2 separate regions of the Mus musculus genome follow, and region 1 is linked to region 2. The links are chromatin loops, found by intact Hi-C in ENCODE. Cell type or tissue: heart. All regions are shown on one strand. Links, peaks and the distances in the headings refer to the core of each region. The heading gives the core; the rest is flanking DNA.

The links. Hi-C counts contacts between places; a loop is a spot of excess contacts. Peaks named below come from ENCODE experiments on the same cell type or tissue, not always from the same donor. Only the 100,000 strongest peaks of a DNase experiment are listed, where the experiment ranks them.
Region 1: a loop joins it to region 2, with 6 times the contacts of the local background. A loop is called at or near these places in 10 of 42 quality-filtered maps.

Annotation. Positions count from the first base shown.
Region 1 is chr3:35,745,933-35,762,029 of GRCm38, forward strand. It overlaps Atp11b (ATPase, class VI, type 11B), which reads left to right and starts at 8,131. Exons shown (of 30, transcript NM_029570.4): 1 at 8,131-8,478. The coding sequence starts at 8,452. In heart, for the core only: CTCF peaks have their summits at 4,557 and 8,596; DNase peaks (open chromatin) are centred at 8,139 and 8,709; H3K4me3 peaks cover 2,217 bases; H3K27ac peaks cover 1,571 bases.
Region 2 is chr3:35,924,983-35,941,079 of GRCm38, forward strand. It overlaps Dcun1d1 (DCN1, defective in cullin neddylation 1, domain containing 1 (S. cerevisiae)), which reads right to left and starts at 7,984. Exons shown (of 7, transcript NM_001205361.1): 1 at 7,803-7,984. The coding sequence starts at 7,805. It overlaps Gm15952 (a long non-coding RNA gene), which reads left to right and starts at 8,096. Exons shown (of 4, transcript XR_880768.3): 1 at 8,096-8,185; 2 at 12,622-12,741. In heart, for the core only: no CTCF peak of the experiment used is centred there; DNase peaks (open chromatin) are centred at 7,119, 7,409 and 7,859; H3K4me3 peaks cover 3,322 bases; H3K27ac peaks cover 2,725 bases.

The sequences.
Region 1 (16,097 bases), core at 3,896-11,895, 180 kb before region 2:
TGGCCTCTCCTCCTGTCTACACTGTTATTGCTGTAACATCTATCCAAGTATCCCTTCATCTCAAACCATCCCAGCACAGTCCTCAGGTCCCACCTTCTTCTCATCCTCCCTGAGCAGAAAGGAATCAACCTGCTAGCTGCTTGCCTTCTAGAGCCACAGAGGATCCAGGCCCACACACACACACACACACACACACACACACACACACACACACAGAGACACACACATACACAGACATACACAGGCATACACACAGATGCATATATACACAGACATTCACATACACAAACACACACAGATAAACATGTATACAAACACACACAGATAAATACATGCAGACATATACACAGACATACACACATATACACACATATATAGACACAAACACACACAAACACACACACACAGATAAACATGTATACAAACACACACAGATAAATACATGCAGACATATACACAGACATACACACATATACACACATATATAGACATACACAGACACACATAGATGCATACACACACAGACATGCACAGTTACAGACACACACAAACACACACATATATAGACATACATAGACACAGACACATGCACACACACACACATACACAGACATATACAGTCATAGACACACACACACACTCACCTCTCACTGATAAAATGTTGCCAAAGCCAGATATTCAGTCTAAGCCCTTGAACAAGCAGTTGTTCTTCCCATTTCCCAGACAGAAGTTTCTCTGAATTAATGTTTCATAATTCATGATATTAAAGTCGTTCTTCTCGCAATCATGGGGATGCAATCTTCAGCTGGCCTTTCCTTCTTCCACACATTTTTCTCCCCTCATGGCCTTTCTTTCCTCCCCACAGTCCACTCAGTATTTTCTTTTCTTTTTGTCAGCTGTCTTCTCAACACCATTGCTATACATTAACATTTAGAGTCACTGTGAAGAAGGACAAGCTTATGGAATTATGGCAGATGTAAGGGGATCATATGATCTTTAGACTTGGTCATGGAGGGCTCTCTCTAATCTCAAGACCAATCTTTATGACATGTAGTCATAAATGAGGGTTGTATATTCTCCTTTATCCTGTCTATTCAGAAAGATTGAAGGTTACTTAGAAAGCGTGAACAGTGCAGCAGAACATACAGAAGTAATCAGTCAAAGGTTAACCACGAGGAGACAAAATAATAAACTGACCTTGCAAACCTTACAAATGCCCAGCATGCGATCCAGGTGGGGGTCATTACAGGTCACCAAAACAACAATGACAGGAAGTGCATCGACTTACAAAATTCAAAATACCCACAGGATGGTGAAACCAACGGGCTGCTGGAGGAGTGCTATAGTCACGTGTCATCACTGAACTTCTTCGGGTACCTGAGATGAGGACACAGATGAGAAAGTAGTATTTTCACATCCTCCCTCAACAGACACAGTTATGGAGTCCTCTGCTACTTCTCTTATAGTCCCTGGATTTACGACCATGCACGGCAGGTCTGTGACAGTAAAAGGAAGAGCCACAAGAGTAGCAAAGAGTGCCCTTTGATAGAGTTCCTATAACCTAAAGGTAAAATCTAGATCTTGAAAAAAACCACACCATGTTTAGGAACTCTTCCATCAGCATCCCTTCTTCCAGCTGAGTAACCTAGGCAACTAGAGCTGCCCTGGCAATTCCTTTGTGCTAGCAGACAGACTGACTGCAGGTAAGTAATGTTTTGTAAAAGCTAAAAAAACTAAAAATATATGTGGACATAGTCAATATTTTTTCCCCTAGAAAACAATTTTAGCCCAGAAAAATCTACATAGCAGTTACTAGGAAACTCCTGCCTAGTGCAGTCAACTTAATCAGAAAAAAAAAAAAAAAAAAAAAAGAAAAGAAAAGAAAAGAAAGAGAAAGAGAAAGAGAAAAAGAAAAAGAAAACAAAAATGTTTCAGGCAATGAGAGTGCCCCTTGGTGGCTATAAAACAAGATGTTGCAAAAGCAATGATTTTGGAAGGCTGTTTAGTTTGCTCAACTGTGTAGTGCTGAAAGTTGGTTAAATGTTGGAGGCAGCCTTAACATTAACAGTGATACAAATCTCAGTGATACAAATACTTATTGATTTAAGTCCACTGATACTGTTGTTAGAAAGTCATCAGAGTTCCCTCTTTAAGCAAGTACGCATAAATGAAGGTCATTAGGGCTGTTTTCATTCTGCTTTTTGTTTTTGTTTGTTTCAATAAATCATACAATGCATCCGAAAGTAGTTTCAAGTTATGAAAGGGCAACTTAAAGTCAGGAGGAAATGAAGTGCAAATAAATGTATGTTTTTCCTATTTTCTTGCCTTTCTAGTGATAGTTTTTATGAATTCCAATTCTCACAGTGGTTTTAGATTTCAGTTAGGTGCTTGTACAAATAGTTCAAAAAGTTGAAACTGAGTTTATATCACATAGCTCACTGCAGATGTCTATCTGGGGATTTTTCAGGGTGTTGTGTGACCAGACTTTTCCTGGGAAGGTACAACACACACATCTTCACACCCTAATAGGGAGACCACTACAGACCAAAGTATGGACCCACCAAAGTCCAACCTGGTGAAACAATTGATTTTACTATGGCTATTTAAGGAAGAAGAAATGACTGAACGACAGCTATATCTCCAAAGCCAACCCCAGCACTGGTGACAGCTTACAAAGTTGAGAACCTGAAGCACACTGCACAGCCTGCAGGCAGCTCAGCAGGCTGGAGAATGTCCTTTCCAAGGGACTCCATTGGACTAAACCTCTTTCTGGCATCTGGGCTAGTCTCTGCTCCTTCCAGGTAGTTTGTCTAGTGTCTGTTTCCTTTGCAGCTCAGCTTCTCTCCAGTGACTTTCAGAAGTCTTTCTTGCTTACTCCTGTAGGGAGGGGCCTAGTGAGTCTGGTTAGTTTTAGGGACTTCCTGAAGCTATTTTGAGTTGTTTACCTTCTGTCTTAAGAAGTTTCCTTACAAGATGCAATGTTTCAATCTCAGGGGAAACTGCTACATAAACAAGGAAGGAACCTATGAAGTACTACACCTCTGTCCTGTATGTAAATAGGTTTCCACAAGGTCCTATGTCTAACTCTATGCAGGTCTAGAAAAGCTTGCCTCGTTTCTTTGTTCCCCTGTGTAAAGTTTAGTTGAGAACTCTTGGAATAGTAATTATTCAGAAGGATTTTTTTTTTTTTTTTGTTCTAGGATTACTCTTTGGTAATCTATCCTATTTGTGATTTAAAATTTATTTATTTTGTGTGCATGCATGCCGCAGTGCATGTGTGGAAGTCAGAGGACAGTTTGCAGCAGTTGGTTCTCTTTTTCCATTATGTGGGTTCTCAGGATCGGAAGTCAGGTCATCACATTTGGCACCTTTATCCTCAGAATCCTCTTACCAAACCCAGATTTGTGATTCTGAGGAAAACTGGAAGTTGACATTTTCAAAACTGAGATTTAAAAAGGTTTTCCTAGCATGTCAGTTTGTTGCCTATACCCATTGGAAAACACAGATATTTACAGTATGACTCATAACAGTAGCAAAACTACAGTTATGATGTAGAAATTAAATAATTTTATGGTTGGGGTCACCACAACATGAGGGTCACCATAACGTGAGTATTGAAGGGATGTAGCCTGAGGATAATTGAGAACCACTGATCTAAAGGATGGAGACCAATGGTCTCTCATAGCTTAGAATCTATGTCATTCGCTATGCATTACTCTGCATTGCTTTGATATTATAAACCTAGACGTTTCATTTCTTTCCTCAGTTACTCATTCACTGGTCTCTCTAGTTCACTGAACACTTACTGAATACTCTTTAGAAACCACAAGTACCAAAATGAATGAGCTGCGACTTTCAACCTGGGCAAGCACATAGACTGTGCTTTCTTAATCATGGCCCAAGATATTCTGTACAAGAAAAATGCCTTAGTCTGTAACACCTAAGATTTCCTGTTATACCAAGTTAGAAGATATTTGGTATTTTTTCCCCTGAGAAGAATAACTGGCACATAATTATGCTAACATGAATACAAAAGAGGCATATTTATCATTAATGTAGCAGCTGTTAAATGATGCTGATAATCCCTGGCTTGGGAGTGTCTGCCACCTCACCGGGAGTGGCTCAACTTTCACGTTTCCAGGGTCCCCTGATGTGCTTTATTTCTGGCCCTTTCTACTCAACACTTTATTCTACCAGAATGTAGTTTTCTATTCGGCCTCCCTTCTCTCTCAGCCTACTGCACAAAATACTCACGGATGAACATCCTAGAGAAAACTCCTACTGTTTTCTTATCTAGAAAACTCCAGGACATCTCCGAGTTTTGTCTTCGCCAAACAACTGCTGTCTTGGGATGCTCAAATTTGCCTTCTTGCAAAAAATCATCTCAGCTGGGCATGTCGACTGTTTACACCTCAAATGAAGGGTCGAGGGGGATGGAAAGATCTTATCCTGACTGTTTGCCCGCTCCTTTCTGTTTGTTGGATACAACTCTGCCTCAATTGCATTTGGACTCTGGGAGAGACTGGAGTACTGCAGGGGCAGACTAAAGGGGGCGCTCTCTCTCTATGGCTCTGGGAAGCTCTCATCCCAGCTAGTGAAGGGCTTTCTAGGTGTGTCTTGGGGGAGCAGCACCCACACCCCTGTAAGTAACACCTCATTTGTTCTCAATAAGTTCATTAGTTGGCCGAAGTAAAGTTAGAGGCAATGATGCCTTGCTAACAAGGTTCTGAGGAGAAGGGCTAGATACTGCTTATATTTTCTCCTGGGAAGGAATGTTAGCAACGTCTTTTTTTCTTTGAATATTTTATTTTTATTAATCTTTTTTTATCAGATATTTTCTTTATTTACATTTCAAATGTTATCCCCTTTCCTGGTTTCCCCTCTGAAAGCCCCCTCCCCTCTCCCCTCCTCCTTTCCCCTGCTCCCCAACCCACCCACTCCCATTCCTGGCCCTGGCATTCCCCTACACTGAGGCATAGAACCTTCACAGGACCAAGGGCCTCTCCTCCCACTGATGACCGACTCTGCTACATATGCAGCTGGAGTCATGGGTCCCCCCATGTGCAATGTCCATTTAAAGAAAAAAATAAGCAAACACTTGTAATTAGTCAGAAACTCGGCCTCCCGGGTTTCACTTTACCCATGCAGCCCCACTTCTTCTTTCCCTGAATTAGTTACACCATCTTACACATCCAAAGCTTTCTTCACCCAAACATTTGCCCCTGCAGCTAGCTCATCCGGTTGCAAAGTCTACCCCTTCTTTAACCTCTCATTTCAAACTCAGTTTGAATTCAGATGTGGTCCAGTGCTAAAGGATTTGCCTAGAATCAGAGATAAAGAGAAATGACTTTGATAGCCTTTCTCCTGGCGCTTTCCCCAACTACTGTTGTTCACGTCAAGTTTCTGAAATTACCAATGATCATCAGTAGAATACTTTAGGATTTAACGGTTACTTGGCTGGCTCACCTCCCCTCTGTGACTGCTCTTTCCAACTAGATTATAAGCTGCAGCCAGGACAGAGGAGGCCACTCTAAAGTGGGTTTTGTGCCCTTTCCTAATTTTAGGCAGTCTTCACACAATCATTTGATGCTGAAGAAATAGTTGTGGAATAAATGAACTGCTACTACCTCCAAACTTTTTTTTTTTTTTTATACCTGGTACCTGCCTTCTTAAATCATGAGTTTTCTCTTCTCTCTCCCTAAGCCTTCCCAATCACAAGCAACAGGGTGTAATTCCTTTTATATTATGTGAAGGTGTTTTCATGGGGTCCACTTAAATCCAACTGCAACAAAGAGCCAGAATATCTCAGATCATTTAAGCTCGAAAACCACAACTTCTGTGACAAGTAATTGTTACATTTTCCCATCAATCAGGACAGGAATTGGTTCCTGGGCCTGGGAACGTGAACTTAGTTTAACCCTGCCAGCAAGTTGGGAAAGTTGTCCTTGAGATGGCTGGACCCAGACAAGTGTCTCTTTACAACAGAAGGCATTCAGCTATTGGGAAGTCCCCAGCTCCCCTAGGGCCTGGGACCTTGAACTTAGTTTCCCCCTATGGTTAAATGGAGGTTAAAAACAAAATGTCAGTACTTAGGGCAAGTTTCTTTTGTTTGTTCCCAATAGCATACACATACAACTGAAATCAAGATTTCAGAGAATTGATCCCTCTGACCTCTATACACCCACATGGCACATACTCCTACCTCCAAGAAATAAATTTAATTAAAAAAAAAACCCTGATTATTATACATGGAGAAGATTTTACCACCACTAAAGAATTACAACTATAGTATAAAAATGCTCGGCCATGCTATGGTTCTGGTAGAAAATGTTTGGAGCAAAACACTGCCCTGTTGCTATTTTTGTTCCTGACAGTTTGGACTTTCATATGGTCTTCACATATTTGAGCTGCTTTTTGCCACATTGCCTCATAACACCTCGAATCAACTCCTTCCTAATTCCCCACCCCCTGTCCACTTCCACCTTTAGAAATTTGGAAGCCAGTTCAATGATATGTAATGCATCCTCTAGGTTGCTGTTTTACAGGTTTTCTTGACAAATTTTGGTGGCATATAAATAAAACATTTCCAGGCCTACTTTGTAACCAAGTCACTGAGAAACGAGATGTGAGAAGTAAGTTTGTTTAGGAATATAGCTTAAGAACACAGGTTCTACTGTCCGATTATCCATAATCCAAATCACAGTTTTGCCGAATTATTTAACTTGAGCTTCTCCATCTGCACAATCGGGATAATACGTACTTCAGAGACCCAATTAGAGTATCGGGTAGAGCTTGACGCAGTGGGTTCTGGGACACTGCCTTAGAACGGAAGTAACATTTTGTTTTCTCTAAAAGCATTCCAGTAACTTTATGCTGGTGTCACAGAGTAAGGGTCGGGCATAAGAGCAAAACGAAGGTTCCTTTTTCTTTTTAAATATCTGTCCTAAATTTGGGTAATTTATAATATTAAAAAAAAATTATTGCAGGTCCCCCCCCCCCCCCCCCGAGACAGGGTTTCACTGTATAGCCCTGGCTGTCCTGGAACTCACTTTGTAGACCAGGCCGGTCTCGAACTCAGAAATCTGCCTGCCTGTGTCTCCCGAGTGCAGGGATTAAAAAGGGATTAAAGGGCTCCATTGCAGATTTTATAGGCCATAGATAACTGAAAGACTCTAATTGCAATGCTGGATTAACTAAGACATGACTACTGAAACCAAAAGACAGATTTGTCTAATCACCGTAGCTTAGATTTAGGTTTTTGCAGAATGTTACTTTTCAAATTACAAATGTCTGATGGTGACGTGTTTTAATTCAGGAAAAAGAGAGTACGACGAAGACGAACAGGTGGCTGCTTTTAGACAGTATAAACTTGTTCCAGTTGCTTGTATGGGCCTTCTTAAAAGTTATCCACACCCTTGTTAGAGAGGTCACGCTACTTTGGAGGTAGTTTTCATTGCATGCTTAGCAATTAGCTTTCCGAGGAAAGTCTCTCCCCTTAGCCTTTCCAGCTTAATTCATCAGGATAGGAACTCAGCAATAGCTCCAGAAATTGAGGTGCAGGCTGGACTCTCACAGAGAAATCTCAAACTTTCCCCAATATTAGTCCACTTTGGTTACTCGCTGAGTTATGTGTGAAGCAATTAAATGCCTTTGACAATTAAAAAAATTTTTTTTACCAAGTCTATAAGAATTTTGTACAATTTAGTTTGATCATAATCATCTCCCTCTCCAAATGTAAGTCTTTGATAATTTAATGGTCTGGGCACAGACCTTTTGGTCACATACATTTGCTGGTGTGGATCCGAATGTTGGGGTGGATGGGGGGGGGGGTTGGTGGGGGAGGGGGAAGATCTGTGACAGGGCAGAGCCAACTCCTCTTCGAGGAGTTGCTACAGCCTAGCCGGCCAAGATACAAAAACTCGAAAAAGGCCCACAGAGCCGGCGAGCCTGACAGCGCTCACGTTTTCGCGACAAACCGCCCCGGAAAGGGGCGGGCAAACCCGCGCGGAAACACGGAAGGGTGGGCCTCCGAGAGGTAAAGAAGCGGGCGGGTCCAGAGCAGGTGAGGGAGGGGCACAGGGCTTGGGGGCGGGACCATGGAGGGCGAGGGCGGGGCGGCGCCGTGGGGGCGGGCCCATGGCGGGCGAGGGCGGGGCGGCGCCGTGGGGGCGGCGGTGCTTCGGGTGACAACGGTCAGAGATGAAGGTGGCGGCGGCTCAGCGGGGAGTAGTGCTGCGCCGGGCGCGGTTGGCAGCCAGGCCGCGCCTGTAGGACCTCCGGGCCGGGGTGGCGGGATGGGGACCCGACTCGGGTAGAAAAGCGGGGACAGCAGAGAGCAGAACTTAAGCCCGAGGGGCTCGCCTGCTCCGGTCACACTCGGAGTCCTCTTCCACCTGCTGCCGCTCGGTCCCGCGTCCGGCGGGCCACGACGGCGTCGGCGACGGCGGGGGCATGTGGCGCTGGGTCCGGCAGCAGCTGGTAAGTGAGGGCTGGGTGGCGCGGCGGGGCGGCGAGGGCTAGGCCGCGGCGGGGGCGCGCGGCTCTCTCTCGGCCCGGGCTCCGCACAGCGCGGGGATGCACTGCAGCTTGCGGCCGCTGAGGGTCGCGAGCCGCGCGGGCCCCGAGGTGGCGGAGGTAGCGGCGCGGGGCGCGGGTCAGGCGGCTCCCCCGGACTCCGAACTAGGCTCGTGCGGGCTCCGGAGGAGGTCTGGGTCCTCCTCGGCCTCCCGGCGGAAGCTCGCCCTGGGCCTAGGAGGAAGGCGCGCCGGAAAGGTCTTCACCGCAGACCGGTGCAACTTCTCTGTGCATCTCTTGTGTGTCACCCACCCCTCAAGGCGGTTAGAACGCACGGGTTAGGAGCCAGTGGTTTAACTTTTGAACATTACTGTATTACCTGGAAAAAGAAAAAGAAAACCCTAGAGTGACTTAAGTGTCTAAAAAGCGTCACCTTTCTCAGAAATCATTCACAGACGAAAATCTCTCATGTCCCTTGGCACTTGCAGCCCAGAAAATAACAACGCCAAGGCGACAATGACAGTTAAGGCAGACATCACTTCAGTTCTAGGAATGCTAATCTATATGCTGTTTAATTTTGAAATTGTACCAATTGCAGTATTTTTTTTCTACGAGGTTTCAAGGCAGTGATAAATCTTAGAGAAACAGAAATGTCCTGTTTTGAGACCAAAATCTTCATTCTTTTTTCTTGTGGTAGAACAGTTTTTCAGGTGAAAACTAAAAAGTATGTATTTCAGTCAGTCTCCTGTTTATTTTACAGTAAGCATCATTCTTAAATAAAGAAATCTTATAAATAAAACTAGAACCGCCTGCCACTCCCTCATACAAATGGTAGGTCTTTATTTTTAGCTAACTGTTGCAAATTGAAGTATTCCAGCTTTATTGGGAATCCAAGCTAATGATGTCATTTAATCCACACTTGCTTTCTTGTGGCAAGCCAGTACAGTAAGGAAGTTAATTATTACAAATCTGATCTGCTTTTGACTTCTCAGGCGTCAAGTAAACAAAAGATTTAACACCTTTTTATCTGATGTTTTGGGTGAGAAAATAGTTTTTAAGGCTGTTTTTTCAAGCCTTTCCCAGTATGTTAAGACAGTCTCTCAGTGTGAGGTACTTTTTTGTTAGCTTGAATAAAATCTTTCTATGTGATCATTCCTATCTTCCAGATAGAAATCTGGTAATGTTGTGAGAAATGGCTTTATGTTTACGGCTGAAAGGGATAAACCAGAAGCTGTGTGGTCATTTTTAAGTCAGCTGTCTCATGGCCCTGACTAACAAGTTGAACAAGTTGCTTTCCATTTTAAAAAAAAAAAATACTATCTCTGATATTTAGTTGTCTGTCACTGGTTTTACTTTTAAGATAATCAAGTCTTTAAGAACTTGTGCCAGGGCTGGAGAGATGGCTCAGTGAGTTAAGAGCACTGACTCTTCCAGAGGTCCTGAGTTCAATTCCCAGCAATCACATGGTAGCTCACAGACCATCTGTAATGGGGTCTGATGCACTCTTCTGGTGTGTCTGAAGACAGCTACAGTGTACTCATCTAAATAAAAATAAATAAATCTTTAAAAAAACAAAAACAAAAACCCTTGTGCCAAAGCAGGACTTTGAATTGCTGACTAAGTTTGTGTAATCACTTAAATACAAATTAAGGACAGTGTGTACAAAGGAACGAAGTATGTTGTACTAGCTCAGTAATAAACAGCCTTTCTAGTTGCTACTCCAAGAATTCAGTTAAAAAATTCTATCTTGGATTATTCAAATTATACAAATTTTATATACAAATAATGCAAATTTTATTATTATTTTGCTCACTGGGTTTAGTCACCAGCATTATGTTAATTGTAAAATTCATAAAAGGGAAAATTTGGGTAAATCAATAAATCATAGGGACAGGTTGTTTTGGAAATGTTTTGGAACATTTCATATGAATCCTGGCTTTCAACCAATAATTTAACAAAAAAAAAGATACTTTTTGTTTTTAATTTTTGATTACTGCTTAGTGTGTTTGGGTATGTGTGTAAGTAAGTCAGGACACCCTGTGCCAGTCAGTTCTTTGCTACCTTGTGGGTCTCAGGAATCAAACTCAGGTTCTCATTTGCTTCCTGAGACATCTAACTTAACTTGCTGTGTTTTTATGATAGAGACAATTATATCTTCTGTTTTATTTTATTTGCAGTTTTAAAAAAATTGATTGATTTCTTATCTCTATTAAATATTTTTAATTGCCTAATGATGAGAAATCATGATAAAAACTGACATTTTCCCTTTATGAAAATAGTGAAAACTTGTGGAATATCCTTTTCTTTTTTCTTTTTTGTTTTTCTTTCACACATAATGTTCAAATTATTTTATGCTAAAAGTTATTATGTATTTCTGGTGTAGTTCATATTCATAGTGTAGCCCTTTTCAGTAACATGTTGTACTTAGTCATTATAGTCCGTCATTAACAGCATCTCAATTATAACAGCATAGGACCGTTAGATGCCTAGTGTGTTGTTGTTGTTATTGTTATTATTGTTATCATTTATTACTTTGCCAGAGCTGTCAGTCAAACCCACAGCTTTACACATGCTAGCGGTAGCTGTTGACCACATGCAGCTGCTAAAATTTGTGGTAAGAGAAGAATACTCATATAGCATATTTATTTGTATAGTGCTGATGTCTACCTTTAAGCAAACATTCTTATAAACAAATATATTTAGATGACCTATAAGGTTTCATTACAGAACAACATAGTACCATGTTTTCATAGAACTAACTTGTTTGTAGGTATTTGCTAAATCCTGTTTTATGTGAACGTGATGAGGCTTTTACTCATGACTGTTCTCAGTCAGCCCCTATATTGGGCTACAGTTAGTCTTGAGAATGTTTTCTGGATAATGAATAGATTAGGAAATAATGAATATTATTTCTGTGTTTAGCAATATAGTGATAAGATTTAAGTCTGACCAGTCCAGAAGAGTGTAGAAAATGATTGTAACTGCAAGCAACCACAAACTAGCAGGCTGCGGGTGTTTGTTTAACTGGTGGGACAGGCCTGTAATCCCAGCATCTGGGAGTTGGATGAGGAAGATCGTGAGCTGGGGTACGCTGCAGAGCGCTTCTTACACTGTTCATGATGTCCCTTGAGCCTCCCGATTCACTGAGGAAACTGGCAGTTCTTAGCCGCAGCTTGCTGGGTGTTATCAACTGTGTGAGTACACTTGCTGGGTCTGTGTTCCCTGCCTTGTTTGTGCCAGCAGCACAGGAGTGAAGCCCCTCTCCAGCTCCATTCACTGTGGTCACCAAGCTGCTCTCATCGTTCTCTAGCCTCCTCCGTCAGGTCACTTAGCAGAGCCTTGAACCTGCAGACACAGTGACGCTTCCCTCTCTATCTCAATTTGCACCGGATTGTACCTGATTGCCAAATGTTCTTTAATATAATAATCATTTTAAAACGTTTATCCTGCATCACAGTTCTGTCTAATATACTTGAAATGTGGCTGGCTCACATTGAAATTTTCTTAAATATAAAACAGAATTTAAATTTTAAAACAGAAGAAAAATGTGACATATCTCAGTTATATTTATTTCTGTAATAGAAAGATAGCTTAGCAGGACCAGGTACTTGTTACCAATTACTGTAATAAATACACAGTAAATGTGCTCAGTCCGACCTCTGCCATTCACTTGGTAGAAGGAGAAATTATCTCCTGAAAGTTATTCTCTGACTTTTACATTGTATGGTGACACGTGCCCACTCCCCAACAATAAATAAATATAGTAAAGAAATTTAATTGTTTATTTTTAAAATGTGGCTATTAGAAATTTAAAAATAATGTATGTGGCTTACATCTGTGGCCCATGTTTTATTTTTACTAGTACTGCTATATAACATTAAAAGTAAGCTTTAGCTGGGCAGTGGTGGTGTACGCCTTTAATCCCAGCACTTGGGAGGCAGAGGCAGGTGGATTTCTGAGTTCAAGGCCAGCCTGGTCTACGAAGCCTGGTCTACAAAGTGCATTCCAGGACAGCCAGGGCTACACAGAAACACTGTCTTAGAAAAACAAAAAAACAAACAAACAAAAAAAGAAGCTCTGCATTCTTTGGAGCACATTACACATTAAATCGGAATATCTTTCTTTATATTCGTATCTCTCTGTCTGTCTATCTATGTCTATATCTATCTATTGAAAGGATTTTTTTTTTTTTTAATGTATCTCAAGTTAGTCTTAACTTGTGATCTTCCTGCTCATTTTCCTGAGTGTTGGGATTTTGGGAATATATTCTTAAATATCAAGTTTTTCTTTTGGTTAAGGTGACATGATAGGTGTGTCTAGGTGTTCCCAGAGCACTCAGGGACCTTGCTTCAGAGCCTGGATATACAGCTTTCCCCAGAGTGAGGGCAGTATACCAGGTGTCACCATTGAAAGCAAACTTATTTTCCTCCCCTGGCAGCAATTAAATGCCAACAGCTCTTCAGCAAAGGGTGTAATATCATGCCTACTTCACTTCCTTCATGCTGAGAGTTTGTTTTCTCTAGCTTGATCTTGTACAGGCCTTGTATATGTTGTCACAACTGTTATGAATTTGTATCTGTATCTGCCCCAGTGTGTCTGGAAAAGTTGATTTGAAGTCATTCACCATGTCTGCATCTTAATCTTTTCAATTCTTTGACATAGATCCTGAGTCTTGGGGTTGGGGGGTGGTTATATAGATGTCCAATCAGGGTTGAGCACTCTGGCAGCTCTTATTTGCCACATGTTGACCAGTGATGGGTCTCTGTGCTAATTGCCATATATTGCAAGAAGCAGTTTCTCTGATGAGGGTCAGGTAGTGCAGTGGGTAGTCTATGGGTATAGCAATAAGTCACTAAAAGTCGTTTATTGACATGTCCATTTAGCAAGTTAGTAGTAGGTTTTTCCCTAGAGCCAGTGATCTATCTAGCCACAGGTTCTTGGCGTCATTAATGGTGGTGTCACATATCTCATGGAGCTGACCTTAAAGCTAATTCAGTCTGTTCCTCCCTTAGCACTTGAGCTGCTAGTGCATCAGTGAGCATATCTTGCCCGGCAGGTTGTGACTGTAGTTCTAGTGTTCAGAGCTGGGTGAGGCCGATGATTACTTTCTTGTAGTGTGCAGCACTATGGACTCTAGGCAGTAGAAGTGAAGCTACCAGTTCAGTGCCAACTGGGTATCTATTGGTTCTGTAACTCAAGTGTGTGATGCTTTCAGCAATAGGGGTTTACTGTCAAGTTCTGGAGAGTAATCAATAGCATTGGCAATAATAGCCTGTACTTTGGGTTGGGGGTTATTGATCCTTTTGGCAAACAACTCAAAAAGAGGTAACCCATTCCTGGTCCAGGGAGCTTCATTTAGTAGTGGATATCTAGTTGGAATATTGTCCTCTCGCGATAGAGTAACTCCATTTAAACTGGAAGCTTCCACAATAGTAGACCTCTATGGGACTTTTCAAATTCCCTCCTCTACCCTGTCCTCCCATCGTCAAACCATTTAATCTTTTCTGTACTGGTTCCTCCTTTGTAACACTCTAGTTTTTTTTCCATGAAAGACTCCTCTCCTCTCCCATGCCCCTTTACTAGTTACCTAAGCTGTCTGTGTCCTCCAAATGAAATGCACACACCTAAAGCTGAAAAGCATCAACACGTGAGAGAAAGTGCAGTGCTTCTGGGTTTTGGTTACCTCACACAGGATGATTGTTTTCAGTTCCATATAGTTACCTGAAATTTTCATAATTTTGTTGTCTAACAGCTGAATAATGCTCTATTGTATAATATGCCACATTTTCTTTATTTACTTATCAGCTTGATGGACATCTAAGCTGTTTCCATTTCCTGACTCTTGTGGATAGAGCATTAGTGAACATGGATAAGCAAGTATCTCTGAGGTAGAATATAGAGTCTTTTAGTTATAAGCCTGAGAATGGTATAGCTGGATCTTGTGCAAATCTATTTCCAGCATTGTGAGGAACGTTGTATTCCATAGTGATTTCCATAGTGGTGTACAAGTTTGTGTTCCCACCATCGGTGAATACATGTTCCACTTTCCTAGGATTTGTGTATGCACGCTCTCTCTCTTGTGCTTCCCCCCACCCCAAGTGGCTCTGACTAGAACTTGTTATATAGACTAAGCTAGCCTGGAACTCGAGAGAACCACCTGCCTCAGTCTGCCTCCTAAGTACTGAGATTAAATGCATGTGCTATTTGTATGTAATCTTGAGAAAATTCTGTTTAGTTTCATTTTCCATTTTTAAATTGGATTATTCCTTGATGTTTAGTTTTTTAAAAACTGTATATATTCTTAATACCAACCCTCTGTGATTGATATCCTTTGCTGTTCAATAGCTTTGTAGTTTCATGAAGTCTCATTTGACCATTATTGGTCTCAGTGCCTGTGCTATTGGGGTTCTGTTCGAATGTCCTTTCTTGTGCCTATAAGTTTAAGCATATTTCTCACATTCTCCTCTATCAGATTTGAGATATCAAGGTCTTACTTTGAGATCCATTTGTGGTTGAGTTTTGTGCAGGATGAGAGATGTGAATCTAATCTCATCCTACATTCTGCTATTTAGTTTGACCAGAACCGTTTGTTGAAGATGTTCTTTGTTCTCCAGTATATATCTTGGCCTCTTTGTCAAAACTCAGTTCTCTAAATTACTGCACCTAAGGATCAGTGACCATTGCAGAAGAGGGTATGGGAAGACTGTAAAGGCCAGAGGAACAGCTCCTGGAAATGTCTGAATGTCTAATGTCTTAATGGTGAGACCCATTAAGTCTCACCAGCATGGCTGCCTGAGTTGAACAAGGAGGACACCAAAAGATGTGTTAACATGGAAGGGGGAAGCTCACAAGAAATCAGCCCTAGATAAAGAACTATAGGCAACTAAAGAATGCTGATAAGAAGGGAAATAATAGTCTTCCCAAGGGAAGTACACACCAAGTGACAATTAGCCAATAACAAATGGTCAGCGTGGAAAGATGTACATACAAGTATTTATGTATTTAGGAATACACACACACACACAATTTAAGAAAAAGAGGCCATGAATTTTATGGTAACTTGTCAGATTGTCTATGAGCAAACCTGTTTTTTAAAGACATTGATAAATTCTTTCCTTCATGGGATATCTTATACAAGAACACTTCAGATGTGACTGATTTTAACAAATCCTATTAGGTTTGTATCAACTGGTTACATGTTTTATTCATAGTCTTTTGTGAATCATTGTCTTTTGTTTTAAAAGATGGCCTATTTTGAACCTTTGTATAGGTACATTCCTGTTTTTGTGACAAAGGAAAAACTTTAAACTGTCCCAAACAGAAAAATAGTAACTAACAGAAGTATGGTTTATTTTAGTGTGAGTTGCTATTACTGTATTTGTTTATTATAAAGGTAGACATTTAGCGCTCAAAGCATTTTCTTTTTTTTTTAAAGATTTATTTATTTATTATATGTAAGTACACTGTAGCTGTCTTCAGACACTCCAGAAGAGGGCGCCAGATCTTGTTAGGGATGGTTGTGAGCCACCATGTGGTTGCTGGGAATTGAACTCAGGACCTTCAGAGGAACAGTCGGGTGCTCT
Region 2 (16,097 bases), core at 4,764-12,763:
TCGAATTTTCAAAACAGAAGTGACTTTAATGAGGACATGGTATTTGTAAAAGAAGAAAAAAGATTCATTTATTTCCCAAAATGTTCATCTTCTTATCCCTAAGTTCAGCTTCCACCTCAACTCCATTAGGATACTCAGGCCCACAGTTTCAAAGAAACTGTTTTGTTTTTAAAGTGAATATGAGTGTTTTGCCTGCAAGCACACCAAGTGCCTGCAGAGGCTGGATGCGGGCATCAGATCCCCTGGAACGGGAGTCACAGATGACTGTGAACTGCTGTGTGGATACCTAACCTGGGTCCTCTTGAGAGTCACCTCTCCGGGGCTGGAATTAATTTTTTAAAATGCAATTCTAGTTGTTGTCTAGTTTACAAGAGTCAGTGTTTCAAAATATTAGAATACCTTCATGAGCCCAAGTGCACAAAAGGCAGTTATGTGTGAGTTCGGCTGGAATTAATTTTTTAAAATGCAATTCTAGTTGTTGTCTAGTTTACAAGAGTCAGTGTTTCAAAATATTAGAATACCTTCATGAGCCCAAGTGCACAAAAGGCAGTTATGTGTGAGTTCAAGGTCAGGCAAGTCTACATAGCAAGTCCCAGGCTATCATGGCTACTTAGTGAGACTCTGATTCTGATTCAAAAAAAAAAAAAAAAAGAAAAGAAAAATCACTTTTTCGAGCATGCGACACTATCATTAAAGGTTCTGCGTGTCGTAGGCACCAGTGGGCTGTCTCTGCCTGTAAAGGCACTCTCCACCAAGCCTGAAGACAGCTCCCACAAGCTGCTCTAACTGCCAATTGTGCACTGTGGCAATATGTGCCCCATAAGTAAACAAGTGCAATACACTTTTTAAAAGTTCTGTGTGGCTATTCCTATGTGCTTAGCATGTGCTTAACATTCCTATGAGATTTTTAAATGCTAGCTTTGGTCTACTTTTCCTTATGTAAGACCAAATCTGCTGTAAACACAGTTCAGGGTTACTCATACTCAACTACAGATGGCCTTTCCATAGATCTCAGGCCAAAAGTGCAGGAAAGTTAATTGCACGGGCTGACCTTCACCTGGGGACAAAGTTCTCCTCCAGGGAGGTGAGACTAAGGTGAGAGTAAACTGTCCCGGAAGAGGTGCACTAAAGCAGTCTGCTGACACCCAGCTACAGCCAGGCTTCCATCCCACCCTGTACCTCCTAATTGCACTAGCATCTTGTTGGAGAAAGCTAATCTCTGCTTCAGTAAACCAAGTACTACAGTTCTAGGCACTTAACTTGAATTAATTTAACCTTTAACCTTAACTTGTACATAGTAATGATTCTTATTAGTCCATAAATTATGCAAGAATAACGGTGGGTGCAGGGGTGGGCAAACAAAGTATTTAAATAGTAAATGAAAAATAATGACCATAACCAAAAACCTAACAGCTTGTGTGTGTTTGAGTTACTACTGTTTCAAACTTTATGCTAGCCACGTACTCTACTCTTCTCTTTTTGGGGGGTTGGGAGATACTGGGGAGATCTAAGATCTCCCTCTGTGGCCACAGGCTAGCTTGAAACCTAAGAGACAGTCCTGTCTCAGCTGCCCAGGCTGGGTTTAGAGGCAATGGATCATCTTCATTTACATATAAGGACTATGAAAACTGGTCTCACTGGGCCCATCTTAAAGAACAGGAAATCACTGTCTCAGAGTAGCATCTACACTCACCAAAAGGAGCAGAACTGGTACTGACAGTGTGGTGCCTAGCTTCAAAGAATACAGTTCTTCTACTCATTCCACACACATCCTCATGTGAACACAGGTTACAGCAGTGCAAACGCTGATTCAACACAAAGTGCAGGGAGTGGAGGGCAGCACTCTCTCTCCATCCACACTGACATTCCCTTCTCACGTGTAAATATCACCACTCTAACTACAGACTCCTAGACCAGTCCCCAGGCTAATACAGGAACTTACGGCATCAATTTAGGACTCTGCTGGTAAATGGGTAGGGTTATTTTTAAGACAAATAATAAAACAAGATGAAAAGTGTATTTATGGCTCCATGACAGTCTATTTTTAAACAGATGGTACTCTATAGCTTTGAATAAAGAGGCAGAAAGGCTTACAGCCACTAGAAGTCAGTGTTTCCTATTCCAATGACACAAAATACAGACGGACAGGTTATAGTAAGAAAACTTAAGGAACTGGGTACACTTTCCAACACTAAGCTAAATGAGCCTGGACACAGAATATTCTTTTACAGTATAATCTGCAGTATAGAATACTTACTTACTACTAGGCCTGTGTAGGTTACCACTCATTTTTTACTTTCCTGCACCAGGAATACTACTTTAAGTCATCTAAGAGGTATGCAGTGTCCTGCTACTGAGCAGAGCGTTATGTACAATGATATAGTCAGAAAGTTCATCTGTAGGATTCAAAATGGTTGCAGAGAGTGTTCCTCGAGATTTTTTTGAGACAGGATCGTGCTCACACTGTAGGGCAGGCTGGCCGAGACCTTACCTTGCAGACTTGAGTAGTCTTGAGTCCACACAACCCTTTCTTATCACCCCCACTATCAAAGTCAGCCGCTTGCTCAATCACACCTGACCCTCACAGGGTTTTAACATTTAATTTTCTCCCCATTACTCCTTAAAATTGTTAGATTACTCAAAAGATGACTGTTGTTGAAAATGAAATAACATCTTGATTTCCTAACAAAACATGTTTGACTATTCAAAGATTATTTTTACTAACTTCCAGTTACATATGGTAAAAGGACAGAAACAAGTTCCATCAATTTTACTTTTGCTGATAACTTTTCAATTGAGCTTCCCTAACTTAACTGCTTGGCCATCTAGCAACCAGCCACAATAGCTAACTTTCCTCTCCAGGCTGGGTGTAATGATGTATTTTGCTCCGGCCACTTGGGAAGCTGCTATAGAAAGATCATTTGAACCCAAGAGTTGGAAACTAGCCTTGGCAATCTCATCTCAAAAATAAACAAAAATATTAGAAAATTTTTTCTCTTTCTATAAATATTTTTCTATGAAAAAAGAGGGGGAAAAGATAGAAAAAAGCCCAAAGAACTGAGTATTTTTAAATTTTTATAGATAACTACAATGGCTAGCATTCAACAGTTAATACAGTATTTGTTTCATAAAGATCCTTAAAAAGTGGAATCTAATTTTAGGATTCCTTATCTACTCAAATCTTAAACAATACTTATAATGCAGTAAACACTCTAAATGTAAGGTGGGGACTGCTCATGTGTCCCACACAAAGCTAGGGATGCCCTTAACTTCTGACCCTCTTGTCTAGGCCTCTAGTATGCTGGGATTACAGGCATGTACCATCATGGTCAGCTTATAGGGTCATGGGAATGAAACCCAAGGCTTTATAAAGCACTCTACCAACACTCAGGCCCATAAGTGGTAAATAAAAATTAAAATGCAGCAACCTAAAAAGGAGGTAAGTAGTATATACTTCAACTGATCACTGTGCTCAATGGTGAGGGATTCAAAAGTGTAACTCAATATTTTTTTTTTTTTTTTTTTTTAGAAAATTACTGTTCAAAAGTAAATCTCTTAAATTTTTACAATGCAGACCCACAATTTTAAAACATTTTACAAATATATTGAAAATGGCTTTGGGGTGCTTTCTCTTGGCTGAGGAGTATGAACCTTAAGTAGTGTGTCAAAGCAATCACTTAGCCACCCAGGGACTTGTTTCTGTCCACACACCAACTGAATCCCACTTGGTACTGTTTCTCTTCATCAACTGTCATGGCCGACACCACCGTGGCCCCAACACTACATAGTGAGTGCTATTTATTTATGTTTTGATTTGTTGTTGTTCGTTTGTTTGCTTGCTTTGAGGGTAGGGTCTTACTATATAGCCCTGGCTGTCTCCGAACTCATTATGTTGCCAGGCTGGCCTTGAACTCCCACTAGTGATCCTCCTGTTTCACCTCCCTGCATGCTGCCATTACAAGTATGCATCATCATGCCCAGCACTGAACATCTTGTCCTTTAAAAAGAGACTTTCCTGGGGCTGGGGCTGGGGCTGGGGCTGGGGCTGGGGCTGGGGCCGGGCCTGGGGCCGGGGCTGTAGGCAATGGTAGAATACTTGTTTACCATGCACGAGCCTTAGCACCTCAAAAGCTGTGTGTGAAAAGGGCTTCCCTTGATTTGTCTTTATATATGCCCCAACCTAAAAGACCCAAATAAAAAGACACTAGACTCAAGTGAGTCCTGCTCTTTTGCAACTTAAAAAGAAAAAACAACCCACACTCAGTTTATTTACAATGTTTTTCACCATATACCAAAAGCTTTAGTTTTCAATTACATATTTAATATTTATATCAGGACATTTGATTTAAAATAGAAGCAACTAGGTTGTATTCAATGTAAGAAACTAGAGTCAGACTAGCCAGAGATTCCATATCAGTAGTGAAATATTGCTTGCTTTTTGTAAAACGGGGGGGGGGGGGGGTGAGAACTAGAGGAGGAATCAAGTATGGAGTTAAGGACCCTGTGTGTAGTCTCTTTTCTTTCCTATCCCAGCTCTTCTCCTTGCTCACATCGCTAAGAACCACCAAGACATTTGCAGCTCTGCTGACAGGAGGTGGTGATGCTGCCTACTCCACAGTGGGAGTAGGATACATCGTTATCAGCTGTCAGACTAGCAGGCACTATGTTCTCACAATCTCAATTTCTTCTCTCCTTAAAAGCCAAGTTTTCTGCACACAGTCACTGATGTACCAAATCACCAAAACATCCAACAATTTAAGAAAATGGTTTTTTAATTACCCCTAGAACAGCTAGAGGGAAATGGTGTGTTACCATTATATTGTGAAACAGAATTCAAAACTCTGTATACATAGCCCACATTAAAAATACCCAAACTTTAATGAGAGTCTTGTAAGTAAAAGACTGCCTTAAAATGACTATCATATTGTAACAGGATACCTGAGACAAAGAAAAGCTGCCATACCGCTCAGAGTTTACCACGCAGTGCTTCCTGTCTCTGAAAAACTCTGGTATCTTTCCAATGTTCACCAGGCAAAGCACAACCTATTACTTCCCGTCTTTACTCTAGTGACCTCTTCAACTCATGCCACACACTGCTCTCTGGCTACCAGCCTCACAAAAGCTCTTTCCGTCTTCTTCGACTCCCGATTTGCTCAGGTGTTATCTATCAGTCCTGCAAACACGATTTTGTTATTTTGTATCCACACTTCCACCACCTGGCCCTAGTACTCCCGTGATCATCCCCTTCCCTTGATACTGTCTCGCCCCCATAACATGTAACACCCAACTGTAGGGAAAGAAATATATACAATGTTTATTTTTTGACTTTCCTAGATTTCTGTCTGACTTTTCCAGGTTTCTGTCTGATCCATACAGATATATCTCACAGTGTGAGATACATGGCAGATACCTAATGAATAGTAAAAGCAATCAGACCTTCTTTTAACTTTACTTGTGGATATACGGAGGATACGCAACAAATCCTAAAAGACAACCCAGGACAGATTTACACATTGCATTTTAGGGCCTGCTATTTGCAGAAAATATAAGTATACATTTCAAAGTCTACACATTTTAAATTCATTAAGGCAGTAATTAGCAACCCATTATTTTTAATTCTGCTACTTAACGTAGTTACTATACTAGTTATTTTCCTTTTTATTATAATTTAATCTTTAATTCAATTTTCAACCATTCTTCTAAAGTTCACGAGATTTTTAAAGACTTATTTATATGTACCACAAATACCAAGAAAGGATAGACTGGGAGAAAATAGTTATATTTTTGAACCATCTTATAAACCTGAACCTCCAAACCTTCTGGAGCCTCAATGTCTACTTCTGTAAAGGGGGAGGAAACATATCAAGTGATCTAAGACACTGTAGGTCTAAAGGCTTATGTAATTTATAAAAATCTAATAAATTACAGCATCTGCATATATCTTACACATTTAAAAAAATCATTGGAATCATAAAATTATTAAACATGGTAGAACTTTAGAAGTTAACAAACCCTGTCCTGACATCTAATAAATAAGGGGGAAAAACTCAGATGTTTTGAATACTTCTTAAAATACACTTGCCTATCAAGCATGAAACCCTGCCTAGGTTTGATCCCAGCCCTGGGCTATTTTTGGTCTCTGTGTGAGTATGAGAGGTAGGTAGCTTGTGGGGTTTTTTTCCCTCCCCCTTATAAAAATAAGTGAGATAATCTATTATTATGTCTTTCCTAAAACGGACAATAATTTGTGTTGTAGAAATTAGTTGTGGTACACATACCAAAAACAAAACTCCTAACAGTCTTACCAAACCATTTTATAACGTCTAGGAAAACAACTATAAATTTATAATGAAATATTTTTACTATAAGATTCTTATGGACCCATATTGACTTTCTAAACTAACAAGATCATACCTAGACTGTACATGTGACAGAAAATGAGTAAAGGCATAGAAAGTGCCTTAAGTTAAGGACATCTTAACAACCAGGAACCACAACCAGTACGATTGCATGACGTATGGCTAAGCTCCAAAATGAGCTGATTTAATATTAACCAAAGGAACAGAAGGCTACAAGTCCTAACCCTAGCTCTCACTGAAACGGCATGAATCCTATATTCCTAATGAGCACTGGCAGGCACTGGGTTCGAGGGCAGGTGTCTGATGTGGACTGTGGGAAACTGCATACATACTCGTGATGAATGTCCATCAGAGACGCGCACTCTATTATTTTAGCCTGCTGAAAGCACCCCAGTAAGAGAGTGGAAACTCTTGGGGGTTCAGGAGTAATATCCAAGGCCTGTTCAAATAATTAAAGGAGAACCTGCAAACTCTCTCTTGGGTCTCTGAACTTTTACTGTACTCTCAATCCAAACACTAACCGGAACTTCCTTACAAATATAAAGTTTTACGAACGTAAGCACAGAAGAGAAATCTTGACTCTGTTGGGACCTAAACACATAATCAACACATGACACCAAGGCTGGGGCCATATAAGTGTCACTGAGCGAAAATCAACCCCCCACGACTCAAGACTGGGCATACACCCTCCCCAAAGAAGCCTTTCAGCTCTCCGGAGCGAAGGACCTCATCACTTTTACTCTTCTCCCAGCAGCCAGCCGGGAACTTCAACAAGGTGTGACTGTATACTTCCAAACTGAAAAGCAGTGACCAGCAGCGCCAGGTACTTAATGACAAAGGACTCAGCTCACCACAGCGTCTTCCAGCTTCCGTGACTTTTTCTCACCCAAACAAAAACCAGGAGAGGAGCAACTTGACAAACTGTTTCTTAAGAATCACAAATGGTCCCTAACTGCTATAATAAAGCAATTACTCCTCCCACCCCAAGCACATAGAGCAGGCGCTCGGAAGGCAGCAGGTCTCGGGTCCCCCGGCTGCACTTCCGTCCGCAGCCCGGAGCCTCCCAGTCCCCTCGCAGGGACCGAGCCTCAGCCGAGCCGCCCCAACTCCCGGGCGCCTGGCGCCTGGCGCCAGCGCGGACCAGCAAGGCCGACGCCGGCTCGCCAGGGCCGCCAGCACCGAGGGGCCCGGCCGGGACCAGGCAGCGCCAGGCCCGCTGCCCAGGCGCCGCCTGGCCGCACAATGGGGCGCGGGCCGTCCCCCAACGCCTCCGCGCCCGGCCCCGCTCCGGCGACTAGGCCCCGCCGCGCTCCGCTGCCGGGCCCTCGCGTAGCGGCGGCGCCGGGGAGGGACGGGCCGAGCTGGGCGCCGGCTGAGCAGCGGTAGCGGAGCGCGGCGGGGCCGGGGGCCCGGGCCGGGCGGCACGGCGCCGCGGTTCCTCACCATGTTGGTGTCCTCCGGACCTCTCCCCTCCTCCTCCGGCTCCGCAGCGAATGGACGGCGGCGGCGGCGGCGGCGCCTCTCACGGGCTCGCCGGGCTCCCGCTCATGCGCAGTGCGGCGGCCCGCGGAGCGGCCGGGCCGCGGGAGGCGGAGGGCGCGGGCCCCGGGGTGGGCGGCCTGGCCTGCCGGCATCCGTGGCACGAGCGGCCGGGCGACCCGGCAGCCCGGGCTGCGGACACACGCTGAGACCCGCGCGGCGGGCGGCCGCGGGCACAGTGAGGACGAAGCGCCGGGGCCCTGCCTGCGCCCCCACTCAGGGCGCCCTCGTCACGGCCGCGTCCTGTCCTCCGTGCGCTCCTAATAGCTCCACGTCAGAGTTCCCAGGTAAGTTTTTGGAAGAATCCGGGAGACTATTGCGCCTAGAGCCACTGTCATGCCTGGTGGACGGGCCAAGCTTGACCTAGCCTGCCTGCTGAGCTGTGGGCCAGAAGACAAGTGTGTGCTGCAAGGAGAAGGAAATACAGTACTCCCTGCAGAGAGAGGAAATAAAACAAAGGTACGGCACATAGAAAAAGCTGTCCAAGATTGCCCAGGTTTATATATGTCATCCGCATCTTCATCACCAAACGTGGGTCTCCCTTTACCACCGGCAAATACCACCAGATCACCCCTAGAAGCTAACAATCTTAAAGTTTCTGTTAAAACAACTGTTGTCACTCCTCCTCGGAGCTTCCTGCTACTGCTTAGAACTAGCCACGTGGTGGGGGCTCCCAGAGCCCTGCAGAGGCAGATCTTTGGCACTGCAGACCTGTTGTCACCCATTCATTCTTTACACCATCAATGCGAGTGTGTGTGTGTACGCGCGCGCGCGTGTGCGTGTGTGTGCGCTGATGTGGCATCTTCTCGCCAGGCCCTAAGAAAATACCAAGTAGCAAGGGTGAAACTAGATCACACTTGTGGTTATTCTCTAGGAACTCAGCCTAGCAACTTAAAATATTAACGAAGAGGACTCAGTCTCTTGCTACACTTCATTAGACTATTGCAACAATAGCTTGTAGGTTTTCTTAAAGCTCTTTTTTTCCTAAGTGCCAACTCCAAGGGGTGATTCTTAGTTCCACTTGACCTCTTTCTCTCCTGAATTTGAACACGTCCTCCTAGAATTCCCATAATTTTTCATGACTTGATTTATTTATAGTCTCCCCTTCACTTACCATTCTTCTTTGCTAGCTAACTCTGGCTTTTCAGTGGTGGGCTTTCCAGAACCATCCCTGAATCTCTTCATATATTCCTTTTTCCTAGACCCTGCCCATATCCCAGTGAGTCCAAAATCTTATCTAAAGCTCGGCAGCGGCATGCCCTAAGCACAAATTCTGCTCATCCCACAGACCCCCCCAAAGCTCTACAAAGCCAAAATCTTATCCCTAAACCTGCATTCCCCTGCTTTTTCATCACATAAGCTAAATATCAGAACTGCCCATCTCCCTTAGTCTAAGCTCGCCGAGTTCATCATCTGAGTAAACCCGAATTCTTCCCCTGCCCTTTAATAGGGTTCATCTCTCATTGGGACCCTCCTTTCTCCATCCCCTTTTGAGATGGAGTTTCTTTATGTTGCCCAGGCTAACAGCCAACAGTGCGGCCTGGGATTGCAGGCAAGTATGTCTCCCACCCCATCTTCTCTGTACTTTTCCTTCTACACCAGAGGTGTCTGTCTGCAATGCAGACTGGAGGCTCTTCCTCAAAGTCTCCGAGAACTTTCCTAACGTGAGCCTGTCTGGAGTCATAGGCAGGTCTCTCCCTCATCTTTCCACTCCCTTTGTCATGACCCCCACTCAATGCAGCTCCTGTTTCGGTACCAAGCTTCCTGGTTTGGTCTTATTTTGTCCCTGACACACTAGGTCACAAGAGTGAGGATCCGCCATGTGTTGTACTAAGCCTCTAACACTCAAGCAAACTTCAGGTTGCAGCTACACCTATTTTGTAGGGAGCACTGACATACAGAGTGGGTAAGTAACATGCCTAATGTCACACAGCAAGTAGTAAATCTAGGAACTAGACCCAGACAATCTGCTTATAATGTGTTCTCTCGGTTACTACAGTTTATTTCCTACTCTGGATTTCTGCAATTGGGGCATCTCCTTTGCAATTTTATGGCCCCTAGATTAGAGTTAGGACATCAACTGATAATCATTTGCCTCCAAGGCCAGGGCAGAGAAAGACCAGATCATATCCATCTTTGAGATAATTTTGTTTGTTTTGTTTTTATATGGGGCCATTGGTGCCATAACATTTGTATAGAGGTCAGAGGACAAACTCAGGTGTCAGCCCATGCCATCAACTTTGTTTAAAGCGGGTCCCTGTTGCTTTTCCACCTGATATGCCAGACTGGCTGACCCTTGAACTTCTGGGGATTCTTCAGTGTCTACCTTCCGTCTCCCTGTAGTACTGGGACTACAGGCGCATGAACTATGTGGCCTGCTTTTCATGCTTTCTGGGAATTTGAACTCAAATCCTGATGCATATGCAGCAATTGTTTTACCCACTAAGCCAGCTTATCCTTGAGTTTTCAGTGTTGGGTAAGAAGCCGATCTCTCTCTCTCTCTCTCTCTCTCTCTCTCTCTCTCTCACACACACACACACACACACACACACACCACAGTAGCAGTTGTATAAATTAAAAGAAAATAATCTAATGGCTCTCTCTTGGTCTTAAGACTGCATAGAGCTGTGGGTATACCGCTCAGTAGTGGAATGTTTCTCTAACAGAACACAGTAACAATTGGGCCCGGTGTGGTGGCACATGCTTTGAATTTAGCACTTGCTAGGCTGATGTAAGTGTAGGCCAGCCTGGTCTACATGGCAAGTTCCAGCTCAGCCAACAACACACAGTAAGAGTCTAGCTCAAAAAAGTTACAATAATAGCAATAGTGTCCATACTGTTCATTTGTGTAGTAGGACAGCAATGTTCCTTGGCTGATGCATATTATATACATGGTCTTATGATAAGTGCAACAGCAGTTGCACCCATCCTACATTTCCAGGTTACAGAACCAAACATGATAGGAGAGCATTAACTGTTGTTATTATATGAAATTAACTGTTGTTATTGTATGAGATAAGCATGTTTGTGAAAATTGTCCTGGTTACTTTTTTTTAAATGGAAGGTTCCTGAAGATAAAGCATAAGTTACAATATTTGATTAACAGAAAGGTACTCATTAACATGTTGTTTCAAATACAGAAATGTGTGTTTGTGTGTGTGTATGCTGTGTGCAGGTGTGCACATATTATTTGCACACATGTGGAGGCCGGTGAGGAGATGATCACAGTGTTCTATCACTCCAGGCCTCCCTCTTCTGGGATAGGGTCTTCTACTGAACCTGGATAGGGAAGCTACTGGCAGCCTCACTCCCACAGTACTGAGGTTACAGACTAGCGTGCCTAACATGTAAGTGGCTGCTGGCGTCTGAACTCAGGTGCCCATGTTTAAGCAGCAAGCTCTCTTACCTACTGAGCTCTCTCTAGCCCCTCAAATACATAATTTTAAAAACTACATTTTTTATAGCAGTAATTTTGGTTCAGTTAAAAAAAAGATGAAAACATCTGGTTAAAGTCCAATGTTACATACACGCATACATACATTCTTTTTACACCCATAATTATAATGGCATAGTGTTTGTAGATAGGTGACATTCCAAGGTAGACCAATTTAGAAAATGTTGCTGCAAAAGCTGCAAGTTTTCATGTTAAGGTAAATACTGATAAAAATCAGTGCAACTCTGTTTATTGAAACATGTAAAACCAAGTCTATAATTCTAGAATCTGTGTTTAGCAGAGAGAGAAGAAATCTGAAAGGACCGATTGCTAGCCTTTCTGGGAGTTCATTTATCTAAAATGAAGCCTGCAGAGTAGCTCTATATACCCAACTGCAGTTCTGAGGTGTGAGTCTGAGCCACAGTCACCGGCTTCTCACTCATGACGTCGGTGGATGCAGTTCAGTCCTGTGTTTATATAAAATGGGCTTACTGTACCCAGGCTTGCATATCCACAAATGTGTACTGGCTTTACTGGTGCACCATATTTTAGCATGAATAAAATACCGTGTAGAGGTTTCTGATGCAGAATTATAGCATTTGTGTATGTGTGTGTATGAGTGTGTGCACACACTGGAAATTGAACTCCGGGCCTCACATGTGCTCAGCACACCTGTGCCTCTGTACTTTCAGCCTCCAAATGATACATGTTTAAGGGAGAAGCCTTTTTAAGGATTAGTCCTCATGCCTTACGTGGAATCCGTGGTGGCCACAGGCCCCAATTCAAACCAAAATGATAAGAGTAGGCTTAGAAATAAAGCCTTTGCTGTCCCCTGCCCCAGTAAACGTTACCAGTGAAGCTGAAGGAAGGACTGCCTGAGACTCTTCCCTCCACATTCTGAACCATTCGAAGAGGAATCCTTAATCAGGACAAAGGGAAAACCTCAGGGAATTAGGTAGGCATCATCATCCAATTCATAATAAAAAGCAATACTTTGGTGGGTCACCTTCTAAATAGAAAATAGGAATATTCACCAGAGCCAGTCTGTCACCTCAGGGTCCCTGCGGATCTGCTGACTTTAGCTGTTTCACACTCATGGTAGAGGATTGGGCTTGGAGCAAGTGACAGCTCCGACTGGGTGGGTCATCATAGAAAACTCAGACTGTCACTGCTGATGTCACAATGTCCTACTGTCCCAAAGTGAACCTGCCTCTCTGCCCAAGTAGGCTCAGTCCTTCTAGATGAGACCCCCGTCTGCTCAGGTATCCATCGTGAACAACTCTTTCTCAGTTTCAGTGGATGAATCCAATGTGGAGACCAAAACCGCTGAAAGGAGTCCACAGAGCAAGTCTGATGGCCCTGCTTCCTTGGGCATATTCTACCAGGTACGGCAGAATGGATAGTACACAGGTAAAAACTGTCTTTCTAGGCTTGGTACTCTCAAGTACAAATGAAAGTATTGTGTTCATATGAACTAACCAGTGCCCCCCAGAGCTGTGTCTCTAGTTGCATATGTAGCAGAGGATGGGAGGAGAGGCCCTTGGTCTTGTGAAGATCATATGCCCCAGTACAGGGGAATGCCAGGGCCAGAAAGCAGGAGTGGTTGGGTTGAGGAGCAGGGAGGGGAGAGGGTATAGGGGGCTTTGGGGATAACATTTGAAATGTAAATGAAGAAAATACCTAATAAAAAAGAAAAAAAAAGTATTGTGTTAATTTTAATAAAATTCCAAAAAAAATCCTGTTTGTTTGATTCATTGCTAGTGAACTATTCCCCCAAATCAGGGAAATAGCCAGGTTTGCACACCTGTAATCCCAGCTTGGGGAGACTGAGGCAGAAGAATATTGAGTTCGAGGCCAGCAAGAGCCACATAGTTGAGACCCATCTCACAAAACAGAAAGAAAAAAAATTAGGAAAATATAATCAGTCTTAACTATAACTCCGAGTGTGTGATGTTCATAGGCCACTACTGTTTCACAAATGTAACACCACAAGTGTGGGAAAATAGGTGACCTTGAAAATTCACGGTGACATTTATTAACTCCTAATCTGTTATTTAACACTTCATATATATCCAGTGTATTACTGCGACCGACGTTTTCCAGGTAGGACTTGTGCTGGGTGAGTGGTCAGTCACCTGAAGCACATCCTAGTTCAGGATACTTGGGTTTTCAGCCCCGGTGCTGATTGCAGGAACAGCCCCGCCTTGGTCAGCCCGGCCTGGGCAGTGGTTGGCCTGCAGAAGCAGCTCAGCAACATGGGAAGTTAGCATTCTGTTTCAATTGTTATTGAGAGCTTTTTAAAAATATGTGTGGTGTTTTGCCTACAAATATGTCTGTGATTCTTGAAGCTTAGAAGTAGGTGTTGAATCTCTGGGACTGGACTTAAAGGCAGTTGTTAGCTGCCATGTTCATGCTGGAATTTGAACCTAGGTCCTCAGGAAAGTATTCAGTCCCTTAATAACTGAGGCATCTTTCCAGGCCCAAAGTTAATGTTCTTACCTTCAGAAAATAAAGAGAAAGGAAAGTGAATACGGACTGTTTATGTGTGGCAAACAGAAAGCACAGGCACTTAGAAGATAGTTCAGCTGGAACAAAATATTGGACAAGAGAAAAAATACAATCTTAGTGAACATCCCAGCCATAGAGGTATAGCTCACGTCATTGTCTTGCCTACCATGCACAAGCTCTGGCTCATTCCCCCCGGCAACCATGATGAGGTGTGGTGACATACCTTCTAATGCCAGCACTCAGGTGGGGCACAAGAATCAAAGGTTTTCATCATTGGCTATATACTTAGTCAAGGGCTGCCTTAACTATATGAGGTTCTGTCTCAAATGTGTGTGTGTGTGCATGCACACATGGGTGTGCACGTGTATATGCCTGCCTTTAATACATATTTTTAAGTGCGTATAGCAATCTTGGAAGCTTGTTTTGAGGTACTGGGTCATTGAACCTAAGGTCTTATGTATGCCAGACAAGCAAACACTCTACCAATGAGCCACATTCCAGCCATCTTTTTTTACCTTTTTTTTTTTTTTTTTTTTGATTCAGAACCAAGGTTGGTTGCCTGACCTTGAATTTACCCCTAATTGGCCCTGACCTTTTACCTTCCTACCCACAATGGGTAATAATTTCAAAGGGAAATAGTTTCAAAGAAATTATTTAGAATGAATGGGAAGGGTTTCAAGAATTAAAATTCTTTGTAAATATTAGAAAATGGAAATATCAGACTCAGGTTAGGCTAAAGGAATGAGAATAATAAAAATAACTAAAAGCAAACATGTGGTAGCACACACCTGTAATCCCAGCACTCAGGAGACAGGGCAGGTGGCTCTGTAAATTTGAGGGCAGCTGGCTCCACAGAGCTAGTTTTAGGATAGCCAAGGTTACACAGAGACTGTAGAAACGTCTGTTTGCTTATATTATGAGACGATCATTTTGAGGACATATCTATACAGAAATTAATGCCAGTGAAAAATCAAAAGACTAAGCCCAGTGGGTTTAACATAGGACAATCTAAGAACCTTTCAATGTAGTGTAAGAGACGAAGGAGAACCTTTTAGTGCAATTGAGCGAGGAAGTGACTGGGCTAGATTCCTTATGGGTGTGATGTGCTGCAGCAGCTTTTAATTGGCCAGCAGTGAGATAGGCTGTCACCCACAGCTTGCTAGGATGGACCCAAACGGAGTTTTAGAGAATTTGATGTTTGAAGGTTGTCTTTGCTTTTGTCTTCTGCACTGTGGTAAAAGAGGTCCCATGGTTTTCTTGATAACCCTGACTACAGATGGGATGAGTGGGGTGGATGTTGACTGGGGAGGAAGGAAGCCTGAGGCTTGTGGCTGGGCAGGCCTGCTGAGCTCTGGGTGTGAGGGGCGAGACAGCACAACCAGCAGGTCAGGCCTAGCTGGAAGAAGCAGCCATGGGGAGGGGTTGAGAGAGAGAGGTTCTCTTTATTCTTCTATGGACTCAGCCCTTAGCTGTGAAGTAAGACAACACCACACTTGTCTATGCAAATGAGCTGGGCTGCATTCCTTGGGTGAATTCTGTGGCTCACGTTGGGCTCTTAGTGTACTAGCACTGAACCAGGGCTTAAGTTGGCTGACTTGGGGCCTGAGAGAGGCTTTGGCTTATTTCAGATGGGGCGGTGTTCAGAAGAACTAATAAGCACCTTTGATAAACATCAAGTCACCGTGGTTGGGATTTCCCATGGCCCCTCTGATATCTGAAGTTCAGATCCCTTAGTCTTTTTGTTTGTTGTTGTTTTACAGTTTTGTTTTGTTTTTTTACAATTTACAAACTGGAGTATGACATCACACTTGAAGCTTCTGACCTAAGCCAGAGGGTTACATAAACTAGTCACGGAAGGGAAATATGTCCCACTTTGTTTATTGCTACATGACTGAGCAAATGACACCTCCCTTCTCTGAGGTCCACTTCCCCTGACTGGAAACAAGAGTTTGCACTAAATAAATACTTAGTCCTCCCTATGCCAAAGTTTCTGGAAGTATAGCTGTTTTCAGTAAGTCACCTGTTTGAACATACAGAACACCTGCGTGCCTCTGCACTCTAGAAACACACAGTTCTGGCAGACCTGCCCAAGCTACTCAACCAGGAGTCTGTGTGAGGTGAGAAATAGCTGAGAAAACTGCAAGTGCTGGGGCGGGGTGCACAGCAAGCAGAAGGTTAGCTTGTCAACAGGAGAGGCCAGCTTAAGTTGCCTGAACCTGTCCTTGAACTAAACTGGTCATTTTACCTAGAGGTGATAA